4 separate regions of the Mus musculus genome follow, and all the other regions are linked to region 3. The links are chromatin loops, found by intact Hi-C in ENCODE. Cell type or tissue: left cerebral cortex. All regions are shown on one strand. Links, peaks and the distances in the headings refer to the core of each region. The heading gives the core; the rest is flanking DNA.

Region 1 (7,884 bases), core at 3,152-5,651, 330 kb after region 3:
ATAGCTCATTTGCGCCATCTGGTGGAATGCCTTGGAACTAAGCAATTATTGTGCCTCTGGAAACTCAAGTGAGGTATGTGTGAGGAGCAGGGTACACTGGATGCTCCCTCCCCTCTCTGATCCCACCACCTTGCTAATGGGGTAGCCAAAGGGACCTGGTACTCTGTTAAAGTATCTGATATTCTGGGATCCTTGGCTGTTCACACAGTTGGGCAGCGAGGTGAGGTAGGGGCTCTTTACTAAAACCAGCCTCAGAGAACTGACCTTGGTCATGGCATGGGCTGTCCTCGTTGGAGTGGAAGGAGACGAAATGGAAAACCACCTGATGACATGGCTAGACTGCAGGTCCCTACTGCCACATAGCAGAGGTGTGTGCTGAGTCAGGGCTGGGGGAAACAGCTTCCTTTTCAAGCCAGAACATTCTATTTTTTCCATCTGGCACACTTTGAGAGAGCGCAGGTCACCTCCCAACTGTGGTCAAGGTCACTCTGACAGATATGTTTCATAAAGCAAAGCCTGGGACAGCCGGCACTGGCCCGGTTGCCAGTCACTGGCTCAGCGCTGGATCCTGAGTGTGAGTGGTCAGTGATCATTCTCATTAAACACATCCACACACGTGGATGGGGGGCAGAGACTTTGTGCCTCCCACGTGGATCGAGGTTTCTATCTGCTTCATCACCGTTGCTACCCTCATCACACCCATCTAGTGCCCGCAGCAAGCTCTGGCCTCTTTGCCGGTGGCTCTAATCAATGGCCTCTCCCAGTTTCCCCGTGGACTTTGTCATGCTGGGCTCATGCTTTTGAGTTTATGATCAGGCAGGGGAAGTCTTGGGATGATTGCCAAATGGTGGAGCATGTAGAGATACCTCACACGGCTCAGTGGGGTGTCTGAAGTGGAGGTAAGGGAGTCCGTGCTTCCATGGGCATAGGCCTCTCAGACTTCTGTTCCACCCACCCTTTCTTTTCTCCATATACTCTTAGCCACAGGATATACCGCAGGCTTCTGAAGATTTTGTCTCTCCTCTCCTGCCTATGAGTTCCGGGAAGGCAATGTAGCTACGGGGATGGCGGTACTGAGTACAATATTTGCAATGTGGGTATTTGATAAATGACCATTAAAAATCATCACTGCCATAGTTAAAACCATGACAGCTATCATCATCAACACCCTTTCATCACCACAATCATCATCACTGTTAGCATGCCCATCACTACCACTACCACCTCCACCATCTACATCACCATCTATATCGTTATAACTTCTATCATCATCATCGTCATCTCCTACATCTTAATCTCTACCGTCATTATCATCACCTCCATTATCATCACCTCCGTCAACATCATGGTAAAAAGAACTATAAATTGTAGCTAGCTTTTCTAAAAGACATACAATGCAGGTATTTTATTTACAGGATGTAAGCCTATATTGGAGAGGTTTTGAAGCTATTCTAACTTTCATCCCAGCCATATGTCCCTTGTCACTCGTTGTGTCTCCTGGCCACGTGCTTATGGTCCATCTCCTCTCATGGCGACCTTCTCCTTTTTTGCCTGCCTGCTTTCTTTCTCTTTCTCTCTTTCTCTCTTTCTTTCTTTCTTTCTTTCTTTCTTTCTTTCTTTCTTTCTTTCTTTCTTTCTTTCTTCCTTCCTTCCTTCCTTCCTTCCTTCCTTCCTTCCTTCCTTTCTTTCTTTCTTTCTTTCTTTCTTTCTTTCTTTCTTTCTTTCTTTCTTTCTTTCTTTCTTACTCTACCTGCACTTCCCAGGCAGGTAACTGAAAACCCGCCTCCCTTTATCAACTGCCCAATCCCAGGCTTTATTTAGCCTTTTATTGGCTTGGGGAGCAAGGTTACCTAGCATCACTTAGTGAAACTGAGGATCTGCTGCTTGGTGGCAGCCAGATCTTGGGGGCCAGTGTTTAGCATCCTGAATCCACAGCAGGGCCAGAATGATCCCAGCATATCACTCTCTTTATAATAAACTCTATTCCGTGTTAGTTACTCCTGTTCTGCTATAATAAAACACTCTAACCAAAAGCAACTTGGGGAGAAAACACAATTTATTTGCCTTATAGTTCTGGGTCATAATCTTTCACTGAGGGAAGTCAGAGCAGGAACTCGAGCAGGAACGAAATCATGAACCATGAAGAAACACTGCTTACAGGCTTGTCAAGGACCCCCTGCCCAAGGAATGGTGAGACATTCCACAGTCGTTTTCACCCTGCTATATCAATTAATAATGAATACAATACCTCATAGGAATGCCCACAGACCAATATGACTAAGCAGTTTCTCAACTGAGGCTTCTCCTCTCAGATAACTCTAGGCTATGTCAAGTTGGCAATCAAGGCTAACCTGGACTGTTGTCACCTCTGCCATTCTTATATTTATCCATCACCATCTCTCTATCATTACCTCCATCATCACCAAGTATCACCATTATCCCAGTCTCAATGACCATCTTCATAGTGATCCCCAGCAGTATCTCCTGTAACCCCAAGACACATTCTTGCTACCTTAGCCTTAGGGGCAAGTGGTAAATGGCCCTAATTCAATGACTTCTAAATCTTTCCTTGATCACTTTCCACCAAAAAGTGAACTTTCCCTCTCTCTTTGACTCAATTCAGGTGAATTGTCACAGAGAAAATGAGAGCCCAAGAAATTATCATTCATCCATCCATTCATCCATCCATCCATCCATTCAGTCAGTCAGTCAGTCAGTCAATCATTTGACATGTGTGAAGACCTACCGTGTCTCAACAGTGCCAGATCTAAGAATAGACACGGGTAAGGTACATGCAAGTTTAGAAGTGCTTTTGGTATGATGTGGCAAAGGGTAGGCTAAGAAGGAAGGCTAAGAAGAAGAGTGGGAAAGAGTCCTCCCCAGGCTACATGGGCATGAGAAAACACTTCCTCACAAGAAACTTAAATCTCACAGTCCAAGTGCAAAACTGAAGGGAGGATGCTACAGAACCTCATGCAGGACAAACGGCCCAGAGACTCGATCCAGAACATTCCATTCTGACAACTAGAGCTGCATTCTAGGAACCCGTTTCTCTGGGTGCTTTATAGAGAACACGCAGAAGGCGCGTGGGATCCATAGGGGAGCCTGCCTCAGGTCTCAGGCAGGGACTGGTAAGACCGAGGCCTGCAATGACAGACTGTATGGAGAGGGATGGGGACCACAGAGCTTTGGGTGCAGAAACAATAGAGTATGGAGATACAGTCTATATGAGGCTACAGCAAATTTGGGGATGGCCCTGAGGTTTCTGACTTTGACATTGAATGGGTGGTGGTGTCATCGGTGCACACAGGAGGTTAGGAGAAACAGGTTCTCAGAACCAAATCCAAAATACTGGAGTTTGTTTTAGACGCAGGCAGCTTGAGAGCTGAGAAGGAAAGGTTCTGCCAAGCATTGACCTTGAGTTCTGGAGTCTTCAGAAAGATGAGAGGCTGGCCAAGGATTTGAGAGCGGCTGAGATCTCCCCAAAACTCTCCTGTATAAAAAGCCCAACTTCCAACTTCCTCTGAGGAAAACGCTTATAAGCCTGCTCCAAAATGATTTTCCAAAAGGTCACTTTAGAAGGCCTGCCAGTTTTCAAAAACTCATTTTGAATTCAGTTGTGTATTGATAGACTCAAAGATGGGAACTTAATGACTTTAATTGACTGTTGCTTTTAGATGGCAATAATCGCTGCTCATGTGAAGGGAAGTGTTCACATACTTTGAAGTGTTCATATTGGTTGCTATTGGAGTGATTTTAAAAATGTAAAAGCAGGAGTTGAGGGTGTATCACGGTAGTAGAGGGTTCGAGAAAAAAAGACGTTAGCCTTCCCCTGTGACAGAACAGCTATTGGTGAGCAGAATTTTGGGTTCCTACAGGGACAGGCCAATGTCCAGCTGAGTGCCTGTCGTATTTTTGTGTTTTCTTTCCATCTGATAGTATATGGAAGCCCTATGGTCCCCCAACTCAATGAGACAGGCATCACCCTTCATTGCCAGAGCCAAATACTCACGGAAAATCACCATTAGGAAGCGGGTTTCATTCAGCGTCTGCGTCAAGCCTGCGGGAGTCAGCACCATTAAGTTATGATCCTCCAGGATGTGCAAAGGCTGGGAAATGTTGATGCCCGTGTCTATCTCTGGTGAGCCAAGGACCTCTGAGAGGCAAGCAGCCACCAGCAGCAAAGGTGTCCAAAGCAGTTCCATGGATGGCCTGCAGGGGGCAGCAGAGGAAGCATATCTCTTCTCAAACCTACACTGATGGGGACCTTGGAGCATGCAGGCACTGCAGCAATGTACACAGCTTGGCAAAAGACAAGCTTGTCTGAGCAACCTCAACCCCTGGGCACTAGAACAACTCCTATTCATCGAGACCTGGAGTCAAACACAGACCTTTGGAAACCACTGGGTTTTCTAGCTACTTGGAGAGAAGTTTGTAGAGTAAGTGCCACTGCAGAATCCCAAAGTGAACCTCTGACCGGTCTCCTCCCACCATCCCGTTACCAATACTAACGATGCCTCCTGCCCCTCCAACTCTGCCCAGACCACTTCCTTTAACCCTTGAATCATATATATTGTATTTTTCCTTTCTCGGTTTGCTATGTTTGGTAAAAAAAAAAAAAACTCTTCAAAAGCGTGAACCACAAGTCAGCGTCTATTCTAGGATGTTTCAAGATTTCCATTGTCAACGCAATTCATCTAAATCTCTTCATTTTAGCCCCCAGACTCTTAGACAAGGGCGAAAAGCGGCCATATCTTCACCAATATCACAAGAACAGTCTCTAGGTTACGTTAGGTTACATCTAGGTTACGTCTAGGCTAACGTTCTTCTCCTCTGAAACCTCTTGAGCCAGGCCCCACAGTTCAAATCACCTCCGCACTACTGTCTTCCATGTTCCCACTAGGAATGCCTATGAAGTCCCACTTAAAGCATCCCACTGCTTTCCTAATCTAAACTCCTGAAATCTGCTTGCCTCTGGACAGAAGCATGCTCAAGCCTATCACAGCAATAACCCCAGATCCTGGTACCAACGTGTCTTAGGGTTTTATTGCTGTGAAGGGACACCATGACCAAGGCAACTCTTATAAAGGAAAGCATTTAACTGGGACTGGCTTACAGTTTCAGAAGTTTAGTCATTATCTCTAAGGTACAAAGCATGGCATCATGCAGGCAGATGGTGCTGGAGGAGCTGAGAGTTCTACATCTTGATCCAAAGGCAACCAGGAGAAGACTGTGTGCCACACTGGGTTGGAGTTTGAGTTTAGGAGACCTCAAAGCCTGACACCACAGTGACACACTTCCTCCAACAATGTCATACCTCCTCCAATAAAACCACACCACCTAATGGTCCCTATGGACCAAGCATTGAAACACATAAATCTATAGTGAGGGGGGGATTGTCCTTATTCAAGCCACCACAGTCCTGTCTTTTAGTTATTGCTATGATGAAACACCATGACTAAAAGCAAGCTTTGAAGGAAAGGGTTTACTCGGCTTATACTTCCATATCACTGCTCATCACTGAAGGAAGTCAGGATAGGAACTAAACCAGGCAAGAACCCAGAGGCAGGAGCTGATGCAGAGGCCACTGAAGAGTTCTGCTTACTGGCTTGATATCTATGTCTTGCTCAGTCTGTTCTATAGAACCCAGGGCCTCCATCCCACGGATGGCATCACCCACAATGGGCTGGACCTTCCCCCATCAATCACTAATTAAGAAAATTCCCTACAGGTTTGCCTACAGCCCAATATTATTGAGGCATTTTCTCAACTGAGACTCACTCCTCCCAATGACTCTAGCTCATGTCAAGTTGACATAAAACTAACCAGTACAAGATCCAAATATCTATGTGCTTCAAAGGTTCCAGATGATTCTTAAACTGTTGTTGTTTCAACTCTTTACTTGAGTACTCTTAGCCACACCCCCTGAATAGTCTCAGCCACACCCCCTGAGTAGTGCCACTCCTCCTGATCCTGTGGGGGCCATTTTTATTCAAACCAGCACATTCACTCATTCATTAGTTCGCTCACTATGTATTTTTTCAAGTCATGAGCCATGCTGCCTTCCCTTCTAGGCACAGAAGACACAGGAGTGGATGAAACAGACTAGAGTCTTTATGTTCTGCTGGGAAACAAGTAGATGAGACAAAAAAGAAGGTGCTGATAAGAGCTGGGAACAAGAGCAGGGAGGAAGGACTGGAAAATGATGGAAGAAAGGAACAGCATAGCATTTAAGGGAGGATGGTGGTAGAAAGCTTTGTTCAGGGAACACGTGACTAAAGCAAGCAAATAAAATGAACTGTACATTCTCCAGGAGTGGAGAGAATGTAAACCCTCCTCCCAGCCATCACGTGCTGCCCTTTTGCTCTTTCTACTGAGAGTCCCCTGAAACCTAGGCTTGGCTCTGTGTCATCTCTGGCAGACCATCAAGAGCTGCATCCCTGCTTGCACTGTGCCCTCAGCTGTTCTCTGCCAATGCCTTGCCCGCTTGTTACCTAGGTGTGGACCTCATTCTTTTTGTGCCTGCTTGCTCCTGTGGCCAGCATCCTTCCTGCTCAGTCCTAAAAATTCCAAACTCAGACTCAATATCAGCCCCCAGTTCAGGGGACAGTGACTGTTCCTTGGTAGGAATAGCAGATGCTGAAAAGGTGTTCCTAAGCCCCTTTGTGGGATTTTCACTACCAGGATTCCACCAAGACCTCCATATCGCAACCACCATTGGCTCTTATCCAGACCATGTGATGCTTGCTGGTCATCTATTCTTTATATTCCTCAGTCCTCTGACACACACTCACAGCAGTTAGAGACCACCATTTTTAATATGAACTAGACCAACTTGCTTCTCTTTCTGGAAAGGTTCCCATGATCTGTCAGCATGAATCATCCAAAACCTTGTGTTAGTCTCTTGGCTGCAGTGTCTCTAGACCTTGTCCTTAATGCCCTGTGACCTAGGCCCCTCCCCAACTCCACCCAGGACTTTGCCTCTGCCTAGGACTTATTTATCTCACTCCTGATCATCCAGAGCTGAGTGTTGAAGCCCCTGCTGAGAGTATGTACCATGGACACCAGAGGCCACCCCAGCTCAGATACCAGCTCTCAGGAGGGAAGGTTTCTCAAGCCACCCGGCCTCATTCACCTCCATCTGGAGCACACTGGCCCCCCAAGCACCCGTGTTTATTTCATATTCCAGTTTGTTTTTGCCAAGCTGATTAGATATTCATGATCTTCCCACCTCAACCTCCCAAGCGCTAAGATTTCAGATAATGCACAAATAGCATTGTTCATAGCTGCTTCTCCACCTCCTAGAACCACGCCTGGACCTGTTTTGATGCTCCGTGAATAGTGAGTGTATGGATGGCCTCGTTTAATTCTTACTACAAGCCCCAAGTCCTATTTTAGTGGGTCAATTAACAACTAAACAGTAAGGTTTTTACAAGAGTTTTGTTCTGTTTGTTTACAAATACTAATGCTTGGGTCTAAATCCAAACAGGTCTGGGGTGGGGTCATGCTGCTCCTATAAAGCCATTGTACTGGCCCTAATGTGTTGCATCTTTAATATATAATACACCCTACAAAAGGAAGGTCACCAAGGCAGGCTTGTCAATCAGAGAGTGGTGTTATTTGGCAAGCTCATACCTGCAAGCAGCTGGATTACTTTCGGGGCTGTCAGGCCACATGGAGCTGGGGCAGTCAGCCCTGTGGCAATCAGGGAGGGTGCAGAAGTCTGAGGAGAAGGCTTTAAGTTTCCTCTTGTGTTGAGAGCAGGACCTGTCTGCTAATGAGTGAGCCCAAGAAACCCAGGAGCAGAAAGGGAGTTCCTGCTTGAGCACATGGAGGTCACAGCTGCCTCTGAAACTATGTTCTGAGTTCTGGGATTCTAGAGGG
Region 2 (7,884 bases), core at 3,103-5,602, 160 kb before region 3:
ATGCCACGTCTTCCTTATTGATTGGTTGGTTGATTGATTGATTGATTTAAAATGTGAGTGTTGGAGATACAAACTCACTCAGTTCCCCCATGGTTTTGGAGCCGTCATCCCAGAATCATGGTTTCCTGTGAGATGGGCTCTGCCTGAATTTGTGCTGTTTCAGGCAATGCTGTGGGACACTGGGGTTGGCAGGCTAAAGCCTCTGTCTGCAGGCTCCACAGTATCAGCTGGGCCAGTTCCCAGGAATGAGATGGCAGCTGAGGTAATCACACTGTAAGTGCGGTTCCCACAGCCACCACCCGAGTCCCCAGGTGGCGCTGTTGGTGTGTCTGCTCACAAGCTTGCTCAGTGTAACCTTATCCCTGCACTGGGAAGGCTTGACCCTTTGTTTTCTGACCTTTTCTTGCAGACATGATGGTATATTGTACACCTAAGTCTCATTCCTGCTTCCTTCTCTGCTGACTCTGTCCATCTATGCCCAGTTTTCTTTCAGTTGGCTTGGCTGCTCATCTTGCTTTATAAAGAAGAGGGTTAGCTCTTTGTGTCAGGTTCCCAGAGATTTGATCTTTGCCAGTTTGATGGCTGAAGCACACTGTCCCCCTGGGTCCTTATCCATGGGTGGTGTTGAACATCTCACATCTGAATCCACTGGGAAGGGGCTGGGAGATGACTCTGTGGGTGATAGCATCTGTTATATGGGGAGCTTCTAGATCCCCAGCAGCCACATGAAAATCCCGGCAAGGACACGTGTGCCTGTAAGCACAGTATTGCTGGGCAGAGTGGGCAGATCCTGGGAGCTTGCTGTCCAACCAGACAGGTTGAAACAGCTGCAGGGGTCCTGCTCAGTGACAGACCCTCAGCCAAGGCAGGACAGTGACAGTGAACGAGGAAGACACACATCGTCCACGTGTGGCTCCTGCATGCGGTACCTGGGCACCCATATCTTCACCCTCTTGTGTCACACACACACACACACACACACACACACACACGCTTGCTGTGGTTCTGTTGCTGTAGCTGCCATGGTGCCTCAGGTCTGGCTCCGTGTCCCCAGGTCCACCCAACAGTGCATGGCATGGGCCTTTCTTCTCTCGTTGCCACCTAGGCAGTACAGTGTGACAGCTACTTCCATAGTGACCGCACTGTTTTAGAATGTATTAGAAGACATCTAGAGAAGAGTGGGGAACGTTTGCATGTATGGCTACATGCGTACACTGAAGCCCTTGAGCAGTCTGGTGGCCTCAGGGTTCAGGTGTGGTATGTACCTTCCTTTTCTGATATCTCAAAATCTACAGCAGCTGAATAGATGCCACTTGACACCCGAGTATGTGCCCATTTGCTGCATGATAGATGTCAGGCATGGGTACTCTGAGCCTGTAGTAACTGTTTCTCAAATCTCTCCATTAGTCAAAGCTTTTTTTGTCTCTTAGCATTTAATCACTTTGCCTGGTTGATTCTTTATAACATTTTCCAGCTCAAATTACTGTTGTGACTTGTGTCTCCAGAGTGGTCCCTAACTGGTACAACATTTAATAAATGTTGCATTCTCCATGGAAATTAATTTGGAGGGCTAACTGCAGGCAGCCCTACCGCCTAACGGCACACAGACATCTCAGCAAAAACCACGCGCAACTGCGAGCTCGCAACACTTCTGAGTTATTTGAGTTTACCTGGGATTTGGTTTTGGTTTGGTTTGGTTTTGGTCATTTTGCGATGAAGGTTCTTTTTGTTTGGAGAAACAAGCCTGCTGTGTAGCCCAGGCTGGCCTCACACTCACTCATAACCCTCCTGCTTCAGCCTCCCAAGTGCTAGGATTCCAAGCCTGGCTTACAACTAACTCCCCTTTCTGATCTACATTACTTTAATCCCAGTTCTGGTGAAGCTGATGCGGGAGAATCCCTGGGGCCCACTGGTGAGTTCCAAGTTCAGTAAAATTTCTGTCTCACTCAATGGGAGTGAAACGCTCCACAGTGGGAGAAGGAACTCGAAGAATCCACCTGCAGTAGATAGGGCATCAAGGAGAGGGATGAGTTGCCAACCCAGTCAAAATTTCTGACCCAGAATTATCCCTGTCTAAAAAATTGTTTTGCAGTGACAAAAATGAAGAGACTGAGGGAAAGGAGGTCCAGTGGCCGGCCCAACTTGGGGTCCATTTCACAGGGAGGTACCAAGGCCTGACACTATTACTGATGCTATGGTGTGCTTACAGAATGGAGATTAGCATGGCTGTCCTCCGAGAGGCCCAACCAGCAACTGACTGAGACAGACAGGCAGATACACTCAACCATTGGACTGAAGTCGGGGACCCCTATGGTTGAATTAGGGTAAGGATAGAAGAAGCAGAAGAGGAGGCGACCCCATAGGAAGACCAGCAGTCTCTACTAACCTGGACCCCTGGGATCTCTCAGACACTGAGCCACCAACCAGGCAACATGAGCTGGCCCCTGACACATATATAGCAGAAAACTGCCTGCTTTGGCCTCAGTGAGAAAAGGGGGAGGCCCGAGGGAGGGAGGAGGCCTGGTAGGGGGGGGCATCTTCTCGGGGACAGTAGGGAGGAGGAATGGGATGAGAAGCTGGGGGGGGGGGACCAGAAAGGGGGGACCAATGGCTGGACTATAAAAAAATTAAAATAATTTAAAAAATGGCTTTAAAAAACATTTTCTGTCTCAAACACTCAAGAGGAGACTTACTGAGGAAGACAGCTGTCACCTGTCTGGCCTCCACATGCGCCTGAGCATCCACACACAGAGTAATCTACCCAGGGCTTTGCACTCGGGGTGACGGAGGAGTAAGGGGACCTTTCCTTGACAGAGTTTCCAGGTGGCTTGTCCCTTCTGAGGCCTCCACTCCCTCCTCTTTGTGCCCACTGGAGCCCAGCATACAGGAGTGCTTCCTGCATCTCAGCCAGGGGAGCCCAGGGCAGGCGTCTGAAACCATGTGCTTACTGCAGTGCCAAGCGGCTGCCATGGCCGCCAGATGGGAAGCTGCCAGCCCTTGAGGGGATGCATCGGCAAAGCCCTCTGGGCCTCACCATGAGGAAGTGATTCATCCTCCCTTGCACAGCCCTCCTCACTGTGCTCTGGACAGGCTTCTACAGTCCACACTAAAATCGTTGGGATGGAGTCCCATGGTTAGCCAATTCCTGTGTCCCACCAGGTGCCCTTTGTGTAGTCCCCAGCGAATAGAGGGATCAGAAAAGAAAGGTGCATACCACACCTGAATCCTGAGGTCACCAGACTGCTCAAGGCTTCAGTGTTTGCATGTAGCCACACCAACAGCGCCACCTGGGGGCTGTGGGAACCGCACATACAGTGTTACTATCTCAGCCTGATTCAAACCCTCAGTACCTACACCATACACTGGGTGTGGGGGTCCAGACCTATGGTCCTAGTACTGGGGAAGCAGACACAGGAAAGCCAGTTCAGTGGGAGACCCAACATCAAAATTTAAAGAGGAGCCTGACCAAAGGAGATATCGCTCGGCACCCACATGCACGCTCACACAAGTGTGTCCACTTAGACACACGTGCATACGTGAGCATGTACCCACCCACTTAAACACATGTGCATACGTGAGCATGTACCCCACGCATACCAACCACAACAAAGAATCAAGGAAGAGGCCGGGGGATACGACGCAGGGGTAGAGCAGGTTGAGTTCTATCTGCTATAGGGAAAGGGCTCCAGCCACCTTAGCCGCCCTCTGTTCAGCAGGGCAAGCCTGACGTCTTGGTCCCAGCTGGTTGGAGTTCTCACAGGCGGTCCACTGCTGGCCGGTTCCTCATCCCACCCCCACCTCCAGTGGGACTGAAGCGGCAGTTTCCTAGCCACCTTGTTATCTGTGGTCACCCCTTTCCCATGTCACATGGCATCTCCATTTAAGCCAAATCGTTGCCTTCAATTTCCACTGGTTCAAAGTCTTTTAGAGACGGATTTAAAGGACTTATGTGGTTAGGTCAGGCTCACTCACAGAATCTCACTTCCTTAAGTATGTTTGCCCTACGTTTAACCCCCGCCACGGGGTGGGAATTAATTAGTTCCGGGTCCAGGGTTTTACAGAGAGTGCATACCTGGGGCTTGGAGGGTGCGGGGTGCCTGGAGGCCATTTAACTTGGATTAGACTGTGGTTCAGTGCACCAGGGCTGGTGAGCCGAAAACAAGCCAGTGAGGCTCCTCCTCTCGCTGGGGCTGGTGACCTTCTGGAGAAGACCCTGCAGGCTGCCATGCTTTGGGGGCGAGAAGATAACCATGGACGCTGGAAGAGCAGCCCCTGCCCTTCGCAGCGTCCCTCTCGCGCCCTCTTCAGGACTCTCCAAGCATTGCACCATTTGTCTAGGAAACTCCTACAGGGTGTATCTCCAGGGTACTGCCGGCAGAGGGCAGAGTGAGACTCTAGACCATTCTGCCAGTTCGCAGCATTGCACTGAGCGAAGTTGGCATTTCTGTAATCCAGGTACTGCCGCTAGCCTCAGATGGCCATTTAAGTACAAGTGAATTAAGATTACATAACGCTGAAAATTCTGAGCTCAGGAGGGTGAAGTGGCTCAGCGCCACTAAAGACGCTTGCCACCAATCCTGATGTAACCGGAGTTAGTTCCTTGGAGCTTGGAAGGAGAGAACCAGCCCCTGCAAGCCATCCTCCGATGTTCACACTCAGGTGTACTACACACAAACAAATGAACAAACAAATAACTGCATAAACAAAGCTGAGCTCTGATTAGAGGTGCAGGCCGGTAACCGGAGCTGCTTGGGAGGCTGAGGCAGGAGGATCATATCCAGTTCAAGGGCAGCCTGGGCAACTTAACAAGAACTTGTCTGAAGATGAAAAGTAAAAGGAGAGGCGGGGCTGTAGCTCAGTGGTGGAGCACTTACCCACTGGAGAGGCTCTGGGTTCAACCGCGAGTACCCGGCAAGCAAGACCAGTGCTTACCATGGTAAAAAGTGCTCAATACGTGCATAAGCTCAGAGGTGCCCTGTTAGACAGTGAAGACCCAGAACACTGACTTCTAAAAACTTCTATGGGGAGAGGAGAGATCTAAGCTCATTTGGCATCTGGGAGATTGTGAGTTGGTGACATTGGAGAGGTATGCAGAGCCTTTGGAGGAGTTAAATATTAAGTTAGCTGGGCACCACACACACACACACACACACACACACACACACACACACACATATACAGGGTATCACTTGAACTCACATAGCCCAGCCTGCCCTAGAACTCCCAATCTCTCTTCCCAGCTTTTCCAAGTGCTGAGATCACAAACCTGAGCTGTCACGACAGCCACAGTGGCTTTATTTATTTATTTATTTATTTATTTATTTATATTAGATATTTTCTTCATTTACATTTCAAATGTTATTTATACCCTCCCCCTGCCCTGCTCCCCAACCCACCTACTCCTGCTTCCTGGCCCTGGCATTCCCCTGTACTGGGGCATATGATCTTCGCAAGACCAAGGGCCTCTCCTTCCATTGATGGCCGACTAGGCCATCCTCTGCTTCAAATGCAACTAGAGACACAGCTCTGGGGAGTACTGGTTAGTTCATATTGTTGATCCTCCTATAGTGTTGCAGACCCCTTTAGCTCCTTGGGTACTTTGTCTAGCTTCTCCATTGGGGGCCCTGTGTTTGCCACAGTGGTTTTTAAGTGAAGGTGTTGTCTGGTTGAACTTTTATAAGGATTGCTCTGGGTGATGATTGAACATACCTGTAAGAAGGCAGAAAGAGAAGCAGGAGGAAGGGACTGGGGAGGCTGACTGGGGGGTTCTTGAGAGATGACATACAGGTGGTCTTTGCTGGGGGGGTCTATGTTGGGAGTCTATGCTAGGGGTCTGTGCGGTATATGTGTGTGTGTGTGTGTGTGTGTGTGTGTGTGTGTTGGGTTGTGGCATCAAGGCTAGACTGATGCCACAGCTGGAGAGGTTAGATGGTGAAGTGGCAAGGAGCTGTTGACTAACAGAGGATAGCAAGGAACGTGGTGGCTGTTGAAGTGGCTCCAGTGGGTTTTGCTGAATACACTGGTTTGGAAGCAAACTTCAGACCAGAGCAGAAAGACTTAGCTGCCCCTCTCATCCTAGAATCTTTTGTGAAAGAACGAAAGATATGCATGTTTAAGTCTTAATCTTTGAGAAGCTAACAGAGCTGGCTTGGGATGGGGCCTGGTCGCCTGCGTCAGCTTTCAAAGCTCCCCCTTGTAACTGTAACAGGCATTCAAGATTGACAATCACTTTTCTCAAGGCACCAGTGAAGCACTCTGCTCAGACACAAGCCCCGAAGCCAAGGTTAAGTGGTTTGGTGACTCAGTTCAAGGTCTGTGAGACAGTGTGGTCATAGAGAGGTAAGGGGGGTGGGGACTAAAGGTTTCAGTAGCTAAAATGTTCCAGCTTCAGTGAAGACTGGCTGGCCATCGGAAGTTCTAGTCCAGCTAACAGCATGGCGGCCAGCAGAGTCTTTAATAGGCTCACAGGTTTGGCATCACCCAAGGATGTCATCATGGCCAAGAGGAGAGGGAGTGGCAAGAGTGGGAAATAGTGCTTTTGTCTTTAGCATCACATCAGGGGAGGACCCTTCTTTGCCTTTCCTTTGTAGGAAGAGTTGTCAACCACAGTGTCTCACTTTGCCTGCTGGCCGGAACAACCATTTCTATATTGACTTCTGGGCTCAGTGATTGGCCTACGGGTGGCTACTTGCTTTGAATAGTACTGGCCACAGTTTCCCATATGACTGCACATCCTGATTCAGCAAGAGATGGTTCTTTCTGGGTTCCTTAGCACCTGCTGCACAACAAATGATCTCTAAACATGGCGGCTTAAGTAACACTAGTATTTTATTATCCTTAGTTCCTGCAGGCCAGATCTTAGACAGGCTTTATTGGGATGGGCTATACCTGCTGTATGGCATTTAGGTCCTTGGCCGAAGGACTGGGGGGCTGGGGGTGGGATTAACTACTTACTGGTTTTTGATGCTGGCTGTCAGCTGAGCCATGAGTGTCTCTAAGATCAAGTGGCAGCTGAGCCTCTGTCTAGTGTCTAATCACCAGCACCTGATAAGGAAACCAAGCCTCACTGGAAAGCCCTGGGCCAAATATACAAGCCACTCTTGCCAGGTGACATTCCCATGGACTCCCGAAGCTAACATAAGTGGCTCGCATGGACTGTTTCCTGACCCCCCCCCCCCAGCCCCCACCAGGACAACCACTGCCGAAGCTCAGCCCAGAGAGGTGAAAACCCAAACTTTCTGCTTTCATGTAAGTTTCAAGGCTGTGGAGGATCCGGAGTGTGTGTGTGTGTGAACTCTTTTTGTGACGTCAAACAGGTTGTTAATGACCTTGACTTGGTCCCACGTGTGATGCTTTTAAGTGCACAGATTCTGCCCAGGGAGGATGGAGTGGGCATCTGGGTTTGAGGCCGGAGCGGGACATGAGTGAGGTTTTATAGATCCACATCGCTGGATGTTGTGAGCTCATCTGGGGCTGAGGAGGCCGATGTGGTGGGACAGAAGCCTGAGTGTGGCCAGACCCCAGTAGCATGAGGAGTGTCTTGTTGACTGAGTTTGTTTGTGACTCACAAGCATTGGTGTGGTAAAGCAGGGTTTGTGGCTTCTTCCTTAGGAACGTTCTCTCTCGACGCCGTCCTTTCAATCACTTGTTCAAGGTCGGTGTCTGTAGAGTGTAATTTGTTATGTAAACTGGGATGCATTGTGCATGCTGTGGGAACTGCAGGTGCACACAGTTTGTTGGGCAGAAAGAGCCAGGTCACACTGGGCAAAGAGGCTTGTGAAAGATGTCAGAGAAGGTATGTGATGACTGGGGGGTGGCTTAGCTAGTAATGTGCTTGCCCTGTAAGCAGGAGGGGCTGAGTTTGGATCCCCAGCACTGTAAAAA
Region 3 (7,884 bases), core at 2,415-4,914:
CAGCTTAGGAATGCCCAAGAGTGGTTGTCTAGTACAGCAGTGGGGGAGATGGAACAGTCAGGATGGGGGTTACACTCTGACCAGAGGGTGCTGAGGAAGAGGGGGGCTCTGGCTCTTCTTCACTTCAGCAAGCATCACACATAACCAGCCTCTCAAAAACTGACTTCTCAATAGAAAGCTCTGGGGACAGGCTTTGGAGGGCAGGAGGGGGAGGTGCAACCTTGATAGAAATCAATTTCAGTTCCAGGTAATTACAGGAGCACCCTACCTGGCAGGGTGCGCAGAGGTGAAGCCCCTCTTCTAGGGAGGTAGAGGTTAGGGAGAGAACTTCTCTCCACATGAGGGACAGGAGCCCATGTTAGGAAACTTGTACTTGCCTGTGCTGGGAGTGGAGATTGCTGGAGACCATCTTTCCACGGGCTCTGGATTCCTACATGTTTGAGGAGGAGAGGGCTCTCAGATCTCTAGGAGACTGAAGCCTAGCTTCTCAGTATCCCAGGATGCTCAAGTTCTTGGGGCAGTGGTAGAGGCTTAGAGTCTAGTTTGAACAGGAGTTTTTCTCTTTCTGAGCCTTTCCATCTCTAGCTCTCCCTTCTGTCTGCAGGAATGTCCAGGAATGTCCATGACATTGTGTGGATGACAGGATTAACCAAAGACCTCCAAACTGAAGCCAACCCCACACCACAGGGGGCATAGGGGCTGTTCTTACAGGTCCCAGTTGGTCTCCCTCATAGCCCATGCACACACCCCTCCTCCCTCAGCAGCTCATCTCTCTTCAGGAATTCACTACAAGTCCCAGCTTCACTTTCCAAAGGACATTAAGATGTGGGACCAGCCAGCCACTCATCTGCAGCGCTGGGAGCTGCCTGGGTAGGGAGGACTGGGGTTGACCTGGAGGCAAAGCCAGAGGAAGCAGACATAAACTCAAGGAGAATGCCATCCTCTGAGGTACCAGTGTCCACCTCTGCCCCATACATCCCAGACCCAGAGACAGTCCTTGACTCTTCTTAGCTACAGGGAGACACCTTGCTCCCTAGGGCTAGTGATAGTGGATAGCAAGGGCTCACCTCATTGTCTCTTGAACCTGAGAAGCTATGATCAAGGTCTTGGTTTTATGTAGCATTAGGGAAGTACAGAGTGTGGCAGAAGTGTTCTCAGCTGAGGTGACAGAGTGGGGCAAAAGCTGGAGAGAAGCCTTCCCTAGGCTTTCTGCCCAGAAGCTGCGGTCAAGTCTCACGCAGCCCTTCTGGGACCCTCAGGGATTCGACCCCCTAGACACACACACACACACACACACACACACACACACACACACACACACACACACACAGACACAGACACAGGAGCGCTTTGGAGTAGATGCACACCCACAAGTCACAATGCCCCAGAGCCACACAAGCACTGTCCCCGCCAAACCACAAGCCATTCATCCTGATCTGGAAACATCCACAGTTGCCACCAAGGTTTAAACTTTACACTTTTTCAAAGGGGGTGCGGGGCTCCAGGCACTTCTCGAGAAGGTGTCTGGGACCCCCTGAGGTTCTGGACAGCCTTGTTCTGCAACTTGGGACTCCTGGCTTCCCTCCCTCTTCCCCATACCCCTCACCTGGTAACCCGAGGCACAGCAAGAAGCTGTAGTAGACCACCGGCACGAAGCCTAAGCCGCAAGCCGAGCTATTCGCAGCGAGGTGGGCGTGCGTGTGCTCCATGAGCGCGCCCCTCGCCGGGCTGGGCTCGGCGCAGCTGCCAAGCGGCTGGGGACCAGGCAGCCCTAGGGAGGATCGCCGCACCGCGGGACCCGCTTCCACTACTGGCTGGTGTCCTCGGGTGGCTCCGCACCTGCCCTCCTAGATAGGCAGCTCGGTTCTCTGGCAGGGTGCAGGGGACGAGGGAGGGGCTCCTGAAGCCAGAGTGTGCACCTCCCTCCTAGGACCGCTCAGCTCCCGCCTCAGAACCCGGGCCGGGACGCCGTTCCCCTCAGCCAATCAGCAGCTTCCTGGATGGTGTGTGTGTGTGTGTGTGTGTGTGTGTGTGTGTGTGTACACGCGCGCGCGCGCTTGCGCGGGCACACACACACAGAGAGCTCGCGGTGCAGGTTTGGGGGTGGGGGGCTTGGGTGGGATGTTAGCCTAACCCAGTCCCAGTTGCGTTTTTTTGGCTTCGGTTTCTGGAGGAAAAGACCGGGTTAACTTGGGAACCCCGGAGGAAGACCGGGATGGAGAACTGGGTTTCCAACCCCTGTGGGAGGGGCGTGGTGTGAATATGACCTGCTTCTCCCTCAGCAGCTCCTTTCCCCTCCAGTATGTCCTCAGTTTTTCTTCTGACTCTCTCTCTAGCTACTTGTCCTCGCTCCCCACCAATGCCTGGAGTCCATCTTCACGTAGAGTATTTTACATCCTGGTATGGCGGATGGGGGGTCGCGATTGTTGGAGCCCAGAGAATGTTGAAAGGTTTTTTTTTTCCTGCCTGAGCCTGTGGGTCTGAAGGAAGGGTGCGAATATCTTTGCGAATGTCACCAGGTCGATGGTACTGTCCCTGAACTTGGATGGGATGCAGGCTGGCTAAGAGCCCACAACACACAGCCTTCAGCCTGGCATAAGTCTGTTACAGCCACTGAGACATACCCGCACGCACACAAAGGCGCACAATGCCCAGTCATGCGGATGCACTCACACACCCATGCACGTAGATTCTCCCATCTTCCACACCTAGCTAGACTGGTGAAAACGTGCAGACACCCTCATCAATATGCACGAGGGCGCAGCAGGCTCAGGCGGAGCCTCGAACAACTACACAATCGCACATAGGGAGCTGGGTGGTCTGGAGTACTTTGAAGGTTGTGTGAAGGAGAGTATGGGCGGAGCAGGTGGGATTCCGGCAGTGGAGGGTCGCTCCCATTGCAGGAGAGGTAGGCAGAGCGCTGCAAGAGCTTCCTTTTTCAAGGGTACCCAAGAATCCTCCAAGGAGAGATGTCTGTCCCGGACTCAAGTCAAGAGCACAGAGGAGGAGCACAGAGGCGAGCCTTTCCAGGAGCAAGCTGAAGCAGATGCAAGCGAGGGGCAAGCGACTGGCTTTAAGATGTTGAAAAGCCCACCTCCTCAGACTCCTCCCCTAACCTCTGTTCCTAAAAGAGAAAAAAGCAGAGCTTCTTCTGGGTCTCCAGCAAGGGCCCGGTGTCCTGTCCCCATCTCTGTTAGGCGCTTCCCCGGGGAAGAGAATGGAGGAGGGGACTGCTGGAGGACCAAAGTTGTAGAGGAATCTTTTGGCCTCAGCTGGGTCTGTGGCGAACAGACAGGCAGCCAGCCCCCTAAAGGGACAGGTTATTACAGAGTCCCATGCGTACACAGTAGCACAACCTGATATTTCAAGCTCTGTTAGATATTAACATTTTATTGTCACCTCTCTTACCGTCTTAACCTTTTGTTTTATTTTCTGTTGACACACATCACCATGCATATTTCTTGGGGTATAATGTGATATTTCGATCCCTGTATTTAATGTGTAATGACCAAATCAATGTAATGAGCATATTTGTCACTTTAAGCATGTGTCATTTCTTTTGGGGGAGTGCACCCACAATTTTCTCTTGAGGCCAGGAATGTAGCTTAGTTGCCAGAGTGCTTGCCTAGTGGGCATGAAGCTCTGTTTTGAACCAGTGCCATACAAGACCTAGCCCCTTAGTTCAAGTCTTTAGTCCTAGTACTTGGGAAGTGAGGATAGGAGGATCGGAAATACAGAGACGTCCTTGGCCACATAAATCCTTTCTTATGATGATTTTGAATGTGACCACCCTTCCTGTAAAAAATTTAAAATACAAAACAAAACCTCGTGAGCTAAGTAAAGCAACCTCTAATCGCTGCAAAGGCTCAAAACGTTAATTGCTGTAAACCTATAGACGGGATTGACCTGCAGGTGGCGCTGCATTAAGACGAGACGCTGGCGGATACATGGCTTGGCAAAGTCTCCAGTCTCTTTAGAGATCTCTCTCCATAAAGAAGAGTGGTTAATGCCCCGAGCTTTTGCATAGGCAAAGTGAATGGCCTGCCTCCTCACCCTCATGTCTCTGCTCACTTGTCTGCTTCTCATTAACAATCCTAATTAAGATTGGCATCTCAATTATTCTTCACCCCAAATCTTGTGCCCCCCCTGTCCTCCTCCCTGTAGGCTTAGTACCATCCACCCTACCCCATAGGACCTGATTTGTCTTGTTCTTGTCCATTCCTTCCTTAGAAGGTCAAGAACTTTTGTCTGTGGGGTTCTGGATGCAGCTTTACACAACACCTGCAGATTGCAGAGTCAAAACACATGGAGAGAACGAAATCTGCAACATCCAGTAGTTGAGGCGGCAGAGCGTGACTTTATCTTTGCAGCATAGGTGGGTCAGTGCTGGAGTTGGGGACACAGCCTCAGATTTAGCATGCAATGATCCTATTTGATTTGATACTTCCAAGTGGTTAAAATACCAAGGCCCATTGCTAGAGAGCCTTTATAGAACCTGGTTGGGCAAAGGGACTGCATGAGGGCTATTGAAGGACCTACTCGTACCCACACATTTACTTCTCCATCTATAAAATGGGATGAAGCAAAGCAGGAGTGTTGTTGTCTCTGAGATGTTGAGCAGAAAGAGCAGGGGTATGGTGAGAGAAGGGCAGACAGCAGCCCCAAGAGAGTGAGAAAGAACTCTCTATTACCTCCTGGCCCCCTTGGGATGATTGGCTAGTTAGAGTTCCTCAAGGAAATGTATGCTTGCATGGGAATGTACCTAAGGTGTTGAGGCTGGCTTGGGATGCTCTTAGTCTTGGGGTAAGAGTGTATGGTGAATTCCCACAGTCTACTTGAGTTGGGTGTGGGAGAACCTACCTATAATCCCAGCATTGGAGAGGCTGAGGCAGAAGAATTAAGGGTTAGGGGTTAGCCTGGGCTATGTAGTGAGACCCTGTGCTCCCAGGAAAAATCAAACCCCTGAAGGTAGAATTTTGTTCCAAAGCTGATCCCTTTGCCTGGCTATGAAGAACAATGGCATGGGAGACCTGATCGAAAAACTGGAGACATCCATCTATCTGTCCATCCATCCATCCATCCTCGCTTTCAGCAGACTTTGTACAGCTCTTCATGTGTGCTGTTGCTTTCTGGTGCTAAAAAGTGCGACACCCATATGCATAAAAGATTAAGTGTTTAAAGAGGTCACAGCAAAGCTGTAAACTAAGTGTGGCACTCTTCTTGGCGTAGGGCCCTGGATAACCACACAAGTAACTGGTCTTGCTAAGGGTATGCAGATGTGAGCCTCAAAGTCAGACTTCCTGTGTGCCCAGAGTTTATTAAAAGGCTTCTGTTTGGTAACCTAGCCTATGGTCACAGTGGAAGAGGTAATGCTAAGCTCCATTCTACAGATGAGAAAACTGAGGTACAGAGAAGTTCAGTGACTTGGTAAGGACCTCCTGACTGAGAGTCAGCCCAAGGTACTCTGACACCAGAGTCTATGCTGAAGTCACTGAGGAGCTTGTGCCGGTGCAAGGACAGGCACGTGACAGAATTGTCCTGCTGCCATGCAGCCCTCCTGTGTCCTCCTGTGTCTCTGTTTTCCCTTCACTTGAATTCTCAGTACAGTATCAGAGAAGATTCCAGAAACAACCCTGGGTGGATTCATAGGTGACTGAGCTAGAAATATAAGCATGATGTCAGAGCAGGAGCTGAGTACCCAAATGTAGGCAAGCCTGGTGGATAGCGACCACCAGTGAGGCAGGCATGCTGCCCTTTCCTCCATGTTCACGAGGAAGTATGCTGCCCATCATGATTCTGAGAGTCCTCAGCCTTCTCCATCCAAACTCCATTTCTCCACCCTTTGGTAGGTTGAGATAAACCTAAAGAACAACTCTTTAGCAGAAACAGTAGCACAAACACAAGTTGTAGCTAACACTTTACTTAGAGTTGGGAACACAGCTGGGAGAGGTGGGGATTGCAGCAACTCAGCAGTTGCTCCTACAGTATGCTGGCCACTGTAGTGGGTTTTGAACATTCAATTGTTTAAGAAAGATCTCTGATTTGCAGGGTCTTAAACTTGAGCACAAAAGAAGAACACGAATCAATGCACACTGTATGTATACACATGTATATATACATACACAGTACATACACACATATGATACACACACACACACACACACACACACACACACATATATATATAGAGAGAGCAAAACATGCATACCACATATACATATATATACATATACACATGCATGTGCATGAACATGCATGCAGACCCACAGACAGAAGTAACCTTGGTAAATATTATGAAGAACAAGTTAAATGAGAAAGTATACTGGAAGGTCTTGTATGGTCTGGTATTCAGGGAAGGCTTCTCTGAGGAAGTGGCATTTGAGTGGCTATGTGAAGGGTAAAGAAGAGATATTGTGGTTAATGGATGTAAGGTTAGGGAGGAGAGGTAGAGAAAGGAACAAAGGTCCTGGTGTGAGAGGAACCAGGACTCTGGGGAAGCAGAGGTCCAGGCTGTGGGGGAGACAAGGAGCTTATCGCAAATGGTAAGTAGGCAGTGTGTTGTTGACCATGTGAGTGGTTGAGTTTTTACCCTGTTTTTAAGGAGGGCAATGGATTGTATTATTAGGTTTGCATTTTAAGAGACTCATTTTCTAAAAAAGGAGGCATGGATGGTGGATGGATGGATGGATGGATGGATGGATGGATGGATGGAGATGGATTGACAGACAGATGGAGGGAAGGAGAGAAGGAGGGATAGATGGATGGATAGAGAGAGGACAGATTATGATGATTGGGATCAGCCTGGCTGGGAGGCTCTCTAAGCCTACTTGGGTGGCACACCCTTCCGCTCTCATCTCTCACCACAGTGTAACTCACACTCTGGTTTCTCCTTGCTTTGGAAGACTTAAGGGTCACTCAATCTGGAAGCCTTTTCTGACCTTTCCCCTGACCCAGAAACTATCTCCTCTATGACATCTCTTACCAGACACTGCCACCAGGAGGTTGTCTGTCACCTGTCCTTCTAGATTCAGATCATCACTTAGCCAGGGTATATTGCTTTATTTATGACTCTTTAATGCAGGGTCTAATTGCTGCTGTGTCCTGTGTCACTATTAAACAAAGCTTTGAAGTCCTGCTCAAATAACTCCCAAACACCTTGTGCATGCCTCAGGACCCTCTTGATCGGCTTGCTAGAGGAGAGCTCCAATAGCTCCAACTAGTCCAATTATGTAAGAGATGCATGGGTTTTCATCACTGGGAGTATAGAACTCTGCCTGATTGGAGCCTGGTAGGTCCTTGTCTCTTTCCACCAGGAGTCTCTGCTTTCCCAGGATTAACCACATTTTTAGCAGAGGCTTACAGAAGAATGAAGGGGTAGACGTTTGCACCCCTGGGTCTGCCCTGCTGGCTTAATAACTGAACTCAGGGAAGATTTCAGGAAAATTCCCCGGGAAAGCTCTCTGTGTTCTAGCCTGGTTGGAGCTCATCTCAGCCCAAATCTCCACCTGCAGATGAATTTCTGTTGCCAACAAAAGTAAGCTGGAAAAGCACAGCTCCCGTGTCCTGCAATGGAATCAAGGCAATGGATCAAAAGCATGGCTCCTGTGTCCAGCAATGGAATCAAAAGAAGGGGTCAATTCTTTCCAAGCTATGAGAACTGTGAGAGAAGACAGATCATTTATCCAAAGGAAAATACGGAGAAAGGGCATAGATTTCGGAGGGAGGTGGGTGGGACTCATGGCTGCAAGCTGAATTTGGCCAGTAGGATGCCAGCCAGCCAGTGATCTCTTAGATCTCTTTTGCATGCTTTATGTTAAAGTGTCTTGAATAAAGTTTGTTCTTTAGCTCAGGTTTAAGTTCATGGCAAAACTGAGTAAAGTGTAT
Region 4 (7,884 bases), core at 2,859-5,358, 240 kb after region 3:
TCTAGAGTTATATACGGTTATGAGTTCTTAAACCTAGGTGTTGGGAACCCAACTCAGGTACTTGGAAAGAACATCATGTACTCTTAACCACTGAGCTGTTTTACCAGCCCCTGTTAGTTTATTTTTTAAACCTGGATCTATCACCACTAACAGCAAAATATAGGTTCTGCGTTGGATGATCATTAAGAGAACAGTAGCTGGAGGTCAACCTCATCTGTATGGTGAGTTCCAGGACAGCCAGGGCTACACAGAGAAACCCTTTCTCAAAACAAAAACAAAAGCAAAAACAAAAACAAAGAGAGAGAGATAGAGAGGGTGAGTGAGAAAAAGAGAGACAGAGAAAGAGACAGAGGGGGGGGGAGGGAGAAAGAGAGAGAGAATGATGAATGATCAAGGAACTAGTTGTCTCTTCCACCTAAGCATCTCCTACTCTGAAATGTTATCTCTCCAAATACAAAATTAATTGAATGTATTGATCAGAGAGATGTATCATCACCAACTTGAAGACATATCGGGCTTCATGATTCTCTACCTGTAAGTATTCACGGGTGATGTTCATTGACAAGGAGAGAGGACTAGCTGTGGCCCATGCAGTACTCCAGCTATGTTTTATAACACATGATGTCAGAGCATACCCACACTTGTTCAACCATGAATATCCAGCCACCTCTAAGGATGAAGTATCTCCTAAGTATTAAGGATGCAGTGAAGTTTATCAACAGAAGATAACCACTAACAAATAATGTTGCAAATGTTCAATCAAGAGCCATGATGAGTGCAGATGAGGTACAGACAGGTTACAGAGAAAAAGATAATGACATAATTTAGATGGAAGTTGAGGAAAGAGGCTTCCCCAAGAATGTATTTCTTTCGAAACTAAACTACAAAGGAGAAAGGGGTCCACTATTTGAACTCAGAGGAATTACATCCTTGGCAAAGAACAGGATGTTTAGACAGGTACTGAGGCAGGGGAGAGTTGAACTCCTCCTGGAAAATGAAAGATGACTAGTATGCCTGAAGACCATTAGAAGGGAGGAAGCTGGCAATGATTAGGACTGAAAGGCTCAAAAGATGCTACATCTTGCTGGGCCATCGGAGCTTTGTTTGGGGCAGGAACTTGGATTTTATTCTAAAAGAGATGGGGATCCATTAGCAGAGTGGGGCATAGATGACACAGTGAGGTGTGAATCTACAGACAATTATCTGGCATATTCACTTACCTGTCTACTCATCCGCTCATGAATCCATCCCTTGTCCAGCCACACACCTATCTATCATCTATCCTCCTACTCATCCAGCCAGGCATGCTTTCAGCTACCCACCCATCCGTTCCTTATCCACGTATTCTATTATTCATCACCTGCTTATCCATGCATTTAGCTATTTATCCATTCACCCCTTATCTGCCTATCCATATAACTACTCATCCATCCATATACCGCCCCACCCATTTTCATAGATTTATCAATTTGCCCATCCATCTGTATAACTACCTACCCTTCTACTGACCTATTGTCTTTTATCCAGCTACCTACATAGCATCCACCCATTCCATCCATATATCCATTTAATTATCCACCAATCTATCTATCAAATTATACTTGTTAGTTTTTATTATCAGCTTGGCACAAAATAGAGTCACCTGAGAAAAGGGAGTCTGAGTTGAAGAATTCCCTCCATTATTGACTTGTGGACATATCTGTGGGACATTATCTTGATTTATGACTGATGTGGGAGAACTCAGTACTAGGCAGGTGACTCTGGGCTGCAGAAGAAAGCAAGCTAAGAATCCCAGAGGTAGCAAGCCAAGAAGCATCGTTTCTTTATAGTTTCTGCTTCAGGCTCCTGCCTTGAGTTCCTGCCTTGGCTTCCTTCAAGTTGATTTTGGTCATGGCACTTACCATAGAAACAGCAAAAGTGACTAGAATATCACCCATCTCTTATCTGCTTGCCCATACATTTATACGTTTATCTATCTGTTTAACCATCTTCCTTCCCGTCCACCCATCCATCTATCTATCCTTTCAGCAAGTATTTATATAGTATCTTTTAGTGCCAGATTCTATACTAGATGTTTGTGGGGAATCAGATGGTTCATTCACCATAAGAGTTGACAACTTACAGGGGTAGGAAGACACAAAGGCACCACCTCACTTTGGTGCAGAACATAACAGCAGTGAATTTTAGGAGATGTAGGGAAGGACTTACCCATGGTGATGTTTGTCAGGTGCTGATTGGAAGTGAAACGAAGCATGTCATTCGTTGCTCTGGATGGCAAGGGCAAGAACTTCTAGACCATAGGGATCACATTTGAGAGGAAGAGCAAAACAACAGGACAGGACATCCTTGGAATTTGGCTTGGGGACAAAACCAAAAAACAATCAACAAAACATACAAACAAACAAACAAACAAACAGAAACAACTCTCCAGAAAATACCAGGAAGTAGACACATAGACACATCCAGAATGGATGGAGCTTTCAGATGGCCCTGTCCTCTGGTGTCTCTCTGCATAAGTTTGGAGACTTCTTGGCAGCCCATGGGTAATTTTTCATCTTGATTCTGAGGACTGTCAGGGAGTGCAAGGTCCACTGCTCCAGGCATGAAACAAACCATAGCAGAATAGCTAAGGATTTGGAAACAGCTTTCTCCAAACTCCGTCCAGCTATGAGAAGATAATGTAACTTCTTTGAAGCTTGGCTGCTTCTGCTCTAACATGGGGGATAATGTTGAGCCTAAAGTATCCTGGGATTAAGGCATCGGAAACCCAAGTTCAGTGGCTCATCTATCATAACAGACCAGGGAACGTGAGGGAGCATACACAATTAAAGTAAAAAGGAGGTAATGGTTAACAATGTTGATGCTGGAACTCATCTCCTGGAATCAGATCTTCTTCCCATTTCCCCCTTTCTCTTAATTCTATTTGTGTCTAGACAACCATGTGCCCAGTCATCAATTTTCAGCAGCAGTATTGAAAATATATTCTCCTTGGACCTCTCTCAGTACTTCAGATCATTTGGCAGAGAGGTGCTGAGAATCGAACCTAGCACCTTACTCATGTATAGTATAGGCTGAATCACTGTGTCCCATCTGGAGCTCTCCTCAGAGCATCTTGACTCTTCTTCCAACAGATGGAAGGTACCCTTCTCTCTTGGGTTTATTACCCAGAAACAAAGCAACTAAGAACTAGGGCTAAGCATAGATCCTCCCTTTACAACGGCTTCTGGGAATGACTGAGGTCATGTTGCTGGTAAGCACACAGTGAGCTGGGGTTTGAACCTAGGCCTGTCTAATTCAGATCCTTATTTCATAGAATTTGGAGTTGACTTGAAAGGCAGACATTGAAACAGGTCACTTATAAGTAGATGAGCAAATAATAGTGAGTATAAAAATAAGTTCAGAGCAGTGGGGACTGTAGATCAGGTGATGTGGTGGACAGGAAATGACAAATCCCAAGCTGTTCGGCTATGGGATTGTAAAAATGGGTCTGTGAATTTGGAGGCCAGAAGATTCTCAGAAGTAATCAGGTCTAAAACCCATTCTACACAGCACAGAATGCTGACCTAGAATGTTCCCAAGAACCAAAAAATATAATACTTTCCCAACCATTATGGAATCAAAAAGGCCGTACACGTTCTGCCCTGCCTCCACCATCTAGCACCTTTCCCTGCTGGAGTAGGAGAAAGGTGACCACTTGGCACTGGGAGCTTGAAAATAGGCTGTGGCAGGCTCAAGGCTGCAGCTCCAGGGCAGCTGTCTCACTGGGTGCCTGGCAACGCCTCCTCAGAGTGGAGAATGCCAAGGGGCTAAGAGTCATCGCCACTCCCCACACACTAGCTATATGACCTTGGGCAAGTCATGTCTCCTGTCTGGGTATCTGATTGCTCATCTGTAAAATGAATGTTTGGAAGTAGATAGATTTTGCAAATCCCTTCTGGCAATAGCGGTTGTGGAACTGGTACCAAGACGGTCCTCCTCTTTGTAGATGTGTTCTCACAGCGCCCTCTATTGATCATTCATCAGAGAGCAGGGACAACACCAATCTCAATTCTCTGGCGCCAGGCCTAGGGAAATCAGCTTATCAGCTGCCTCCCTCCTGTGGGGAGACCCCAGATAAGCATTGGAAAAAAAAAATGACCTCCCTGAATCACAGAAGTTTAGGAAGGGAGACTTATGACCATTGCATCAGAGTAGTGTAAGTCAACACTTGCTTAGGGATTAAGAATTCCCAGACTGTGTATAAAGATCCCAGGTCCTTCATGAGAGAGGCCGTTTTCTATATGAAGCTACAGAACGAAGACTTGTTCATGTGAGGACCGAAGGAAACAAAGAGTGTCAAGGGTGCAATTATTACTGGGTGCTAATGAGTCTTGGAATGTTCAGGCTATCATGTCTAGCAAACATTTTGTGAAATGGCTTGGCAGTAGATCTAATGCTGAATATATACACACACGGCATAAACGAGTCTATGGTTAAAAACTGGAAACAACACACATTCCCATCAACAGCAGACTAGATCAATACACATCAGTAAAGAGAGCTCTGTTCTCCCAATAGAAAGATGTCAGCAATTAAAATGATCAAAGTGTAATTAAACACAACAAACAGTTACCAAACTTACAAAGGATACTTTGAACATAAAAAGCTGGGCTCAAAGATCCCTATTGTGTGATTCCTTGTGTAGAAATTTCAAAAAAATAGACAAAGCAATGGCAGGTTAGCCTGGGGAGGTGTTAAGAAGGGAGGAGTGAGAGATGGCTCCTGGGGAGTGTCTAACAGTTCTGTTTTATTTTCTGTGAGACAGGAATTTGCTGTGTGTCCCAGATTAGCTAGGATTACAAAAGTGCATCACTGTGTCTGCTGATTTCAGAAAGTGGGTGTCACTGTGTTAAAGCCTATCAGTCCACACGGAGAGGAATGGGCATGAGATGTATATTATATGCCAATAACATACATCAAAGTTGTCCTCTAACTGTAGACAGACCTCACGTTGTTCATCACAGCCACGCCTGCTCCACCACCAGCAGTAATAAAAGCAATGACAGACATAGCTGTTATGAAGATAGGATCCTAAATGTGTATCTTCTACCTGGCAAGCCTCAGCTGCACAGGAGAGCATGACAGGGCAAACCAGTTCCCAAGGAGGAAGGAACACTCACCAGTGAGCTCACTGGGCTCCTCAATTAGGCTTGAAAGAATTAAAGAAGGTCAAGTAAGTCCTCTCTGTTCCTCTCTGACCTTGAACCTCCTTTGTGCCTGGGCTTTTTGAGACGAAAGAGGCATTTTTCCATGTTCTCATCTAACCGGAGGGTTCTGGGGTCAAGATTACCTGAGGGACTTTGTCTTGGTGTTAGCATTCAGTCTAAACTTCACCCCCACAGTTACCTGGCAACAGCCAGGTAGGCCTGGCCCACTATAAAAGGGGCTGCTTGCCCCCTTTCCTCTCTCTCTCTCTCTCTCTCTCTCTCTCTCTCTCTCTCTCTCTCTCTCTCTCCTCTTGCTCTCCCTCTCTCTGCATTCCTTCCCCCCACACCTCCACATGGCCATGGCTGGCCTCTACTTCTCTACTCTCTCCCTCTCTCTGCCTTTCTCTGACTCTACTATCCTCCTAACTCCCCTCCCCATGCCCTGAATAAATTCTATTCTATACTATACCATCATGTGGCTGGTCCCTGAGGAGGAAGGGATGCCTTGGCATGGGCCTGCTGAGACATCCCCTTCCCTGACACCTCACTACACCCTCATAGAACATATCCTTATACCTCTTTATCTTTTTATAACCATAACACTTGGGACAGCCTTGGATCAGGTCAATGTATAACCGATAGCGTTCTAGTTTTGACCCAATTCGTGGGGATAGAGTGTTTAACTGGCATATATGATGGCTAGTTTTGATTGTCAATAAAATATGGAATCAACTGGGAAAGGAGTTGCCCTGAAAGATTGTCTGGATAAGGTTAGCCCCAGACCATGTATGTGGGGGAGGGGAGGTTTGTCTCAATTATACTAGCTCCCCTGGACAAAACCCAGCCCGCTTTGGATACCACTAGTCCCTAGGCAGGGAGTCCTGAATTGTTTAAGTGTACAGTCATCATGAGTGAGTTGAGCACTAGCAAGTATACATATATTCATTTCTTTCTGTGCTTGACTATGAGTGTGATGTCATCAGTAGTTTCAAGTTTCTCCCTTGACTTCCCCATAATGACAGGTTGTGACCTGGAAATGCAGTCAAACACTTTCTCTCTTAAATATGCTCCCCCCCCCCCAGGGTATTTTATCACAGCAACAGAAATGAAACCAAAACCAAAATGGCATGTATTCAATGTACATAATGATAGGCTCATAAGGGATATTCCATGTATGTAATGACATCTCATAAAGGCTTCTTAATTTGAGCTCCCCTCTTGCCAGTCCTACATCTTTCCCCACAAAGTTTTGTCCCCATTTTTATGTCACATAGATAAATGATTCACAGGTCCAAATGTGAGAAAATATGCAATATATTTCATTCTGACCCTTTCTTATTTTGTTTAACACGATGGTTTCTGGTGACATCCATTTTTATGAAAACAGTACAACTTTATTCTTTATAGCTCAATAAAACTCCATTGTGTAGATGCACACCATATAGCCTTCATCTAGCCAACCATTGGTTGAAACAGGCTGATGCTTTATAGCCTAGCTAGGATGCATAGGGCAGCAACAAACAAGCATGCATGCATAGCTCTTTGCCTGTGGTGTGCTGACTTTGATTGCTTCCTGACTTAGAAAACATGATTTTCAAGGGTGGTGTATTAGTCAGGGTTCTCTAGAGTCACAGAACTTATGGATAGTCTCTAGATAATAAAGGAATTTATTGATGACTTACAGTCGGCAGCTCAATTCCCAACAATCGTTCAGTCACAGCTGTGAATGGAAGTCCAAGGATCTAGCAGTTACTCAGTCTCACGCAGCAAGCAGGCGAAGGAGCAGGAGCAAGAGCTAGACTCCCTTCTTCCAATGTCCTTATATTGTCTCCAGCAGAAGGTGTAGCCCAGATTAAAGGTGTGTTCCACCACACCTTTAATCCCAGATGAAAGGCGTAGCCCAGATTAAAGGTGTGTTCCTTAAACTCGGAGATTCAATCTTCTGGAATCCATAGCCAATATGGCTCAAGATCTTCAAACCAAGATCCAGATAAGGATCTCCAAGCCTCCAGATAAGGGTCACTGGTGAGCCTTCCAATTCCGGATTGTAGTTCATTCCAAATATTGTCAAGTTGACAACCAGGAATAGCCACTACAGGTGGTCTTTTGATTATAGGTAAGGGGTGAGAGAGTCAGTAAAGAGCTGTGAGAAACTGAGAAGAACAATAGTCATGACTGATGGTGATGCTGCTGCCTTTATCCTTCCCATGATGCATTGCAAAGTGATATCATGGCATTTGTTTCCTTTGTCCCTGGCAACCTTCTGGTTGCAGCTACTTCATTTTTACACATGAAAAGGGAGCGAGGGCTTGAAGGATAGCCTGTAGGCCAGAGGACAAGGGTTCAGTCCCTTAAAATTAGCTCTTCTCAAGTAACCTAGAGCCAATTTAGAAATTGTTCAAACAAGCTCATCTATCCCTTGACAGCACAACCAACTCACATGATATATATGAAAACAAACCTAGTTTTGCTTTTAGATGGGAGCTCCAAAAGTCTGGTATTGTCACTTGGTCCCTAACATTTTCTTTTAAATTGAATACATTGACTTGTGCATTCTAAACAAGTGCTCTACCACTGAGTTACATCCCACGCCTCCACATGTCTTTTTTGATACTTGTGTCCTGAAAAGCATCACTATGTGGTTTCCCAAGATTTGATTGCTCATTGGCTGCTGCATGCATTAAGTTCTGGACCAAAC

The links. Hi-C counts contacts between places; a loop is a spot of excess contacts. Peaks named below come from ENCODE experiments on the same cell type or tissue, not always from the same donor. Only the 100,000 strongest peaks of a DNase experiment are listed, where the experiment ranks them.
Region 1: a loop joins it to region 3, with 2.2 times the contacts of the local background. A loop is called at or near these places in 3 of 42 quality-filtered maps.
Region 2: a loop joins it to region 3, with 4 times the contacts of the local background. A loop is called at or near these places in 7 of 42 quality-filtered maps.
Region 4: it touches region 3 in a loop (17-fold over the local background); 9 of 42 quality-filtered maps call a loop at or near these places.

What each region holds. Positions count from the first base shown.
Region 1 is chr7:119,515,620-119,523,503 of GRCm38, forward strand. It overlaps Pdilt (protein disulfide isomerase-like, testis expressed), which reads right to left and starts at 7,863. Exons shown (of 12, transcript NM_027943.1): 1 at 7,636-7,863; 2 at 4,013-4,212. The coding sequence starts at 4,205. In left cerebral cortex, for the core only: a CTCF peak has its summit at 4,212 (motif pointing right); a DNase peak (open chromatin) is centred at 4,218.
Region 2 is chr7:119,019,445-119,027,328 of GRCm38, forward strand. No RefSeq gene overlaps it. Among named protein-coding and RNA genes, the nearest start is that of Gprc5b, 28 kb to the left of the region's middle. In left cerebral cortex, for the core only: CTCF peaks have their summits at 3,279 (motif pointing left) and 4,340; DNase peaks (open chromatin) are centred at 3,292 and 4,359.
Region 3 is chr7:119,182,666-119,190,549 of GRCm38, forward strand. It overlaps Gpr139 (G protein-coupled receptor 139), which reads right to left and starts at 1,873. Exons shown (of 2, transcript NM_001024138.2): 1 at 1,607-1,873. The coding sequence starts at 1,709. In left cerebral cortex, for the core only: a CTCF peak has its summit at 3,905 (motif pointing right); DNase peaks (open chromatin) are centred at 2,689 and 3,913; H3K4me3 peaks cover 518 bases.
Region 4 is chr7:119,423,467-119,431,350 of GRCm38, forward strand. No RefSeq gene overlaps it. Among named protein-coding and RNA genes, the nearest start is that of Gp2, 32 kb to the right of the region's middle. In left cerebral cortex, for the core only: a CTCF peak has its summit at 4,016 (motif pointing left); a DNase peak (open chromatin) is centred at 3,997.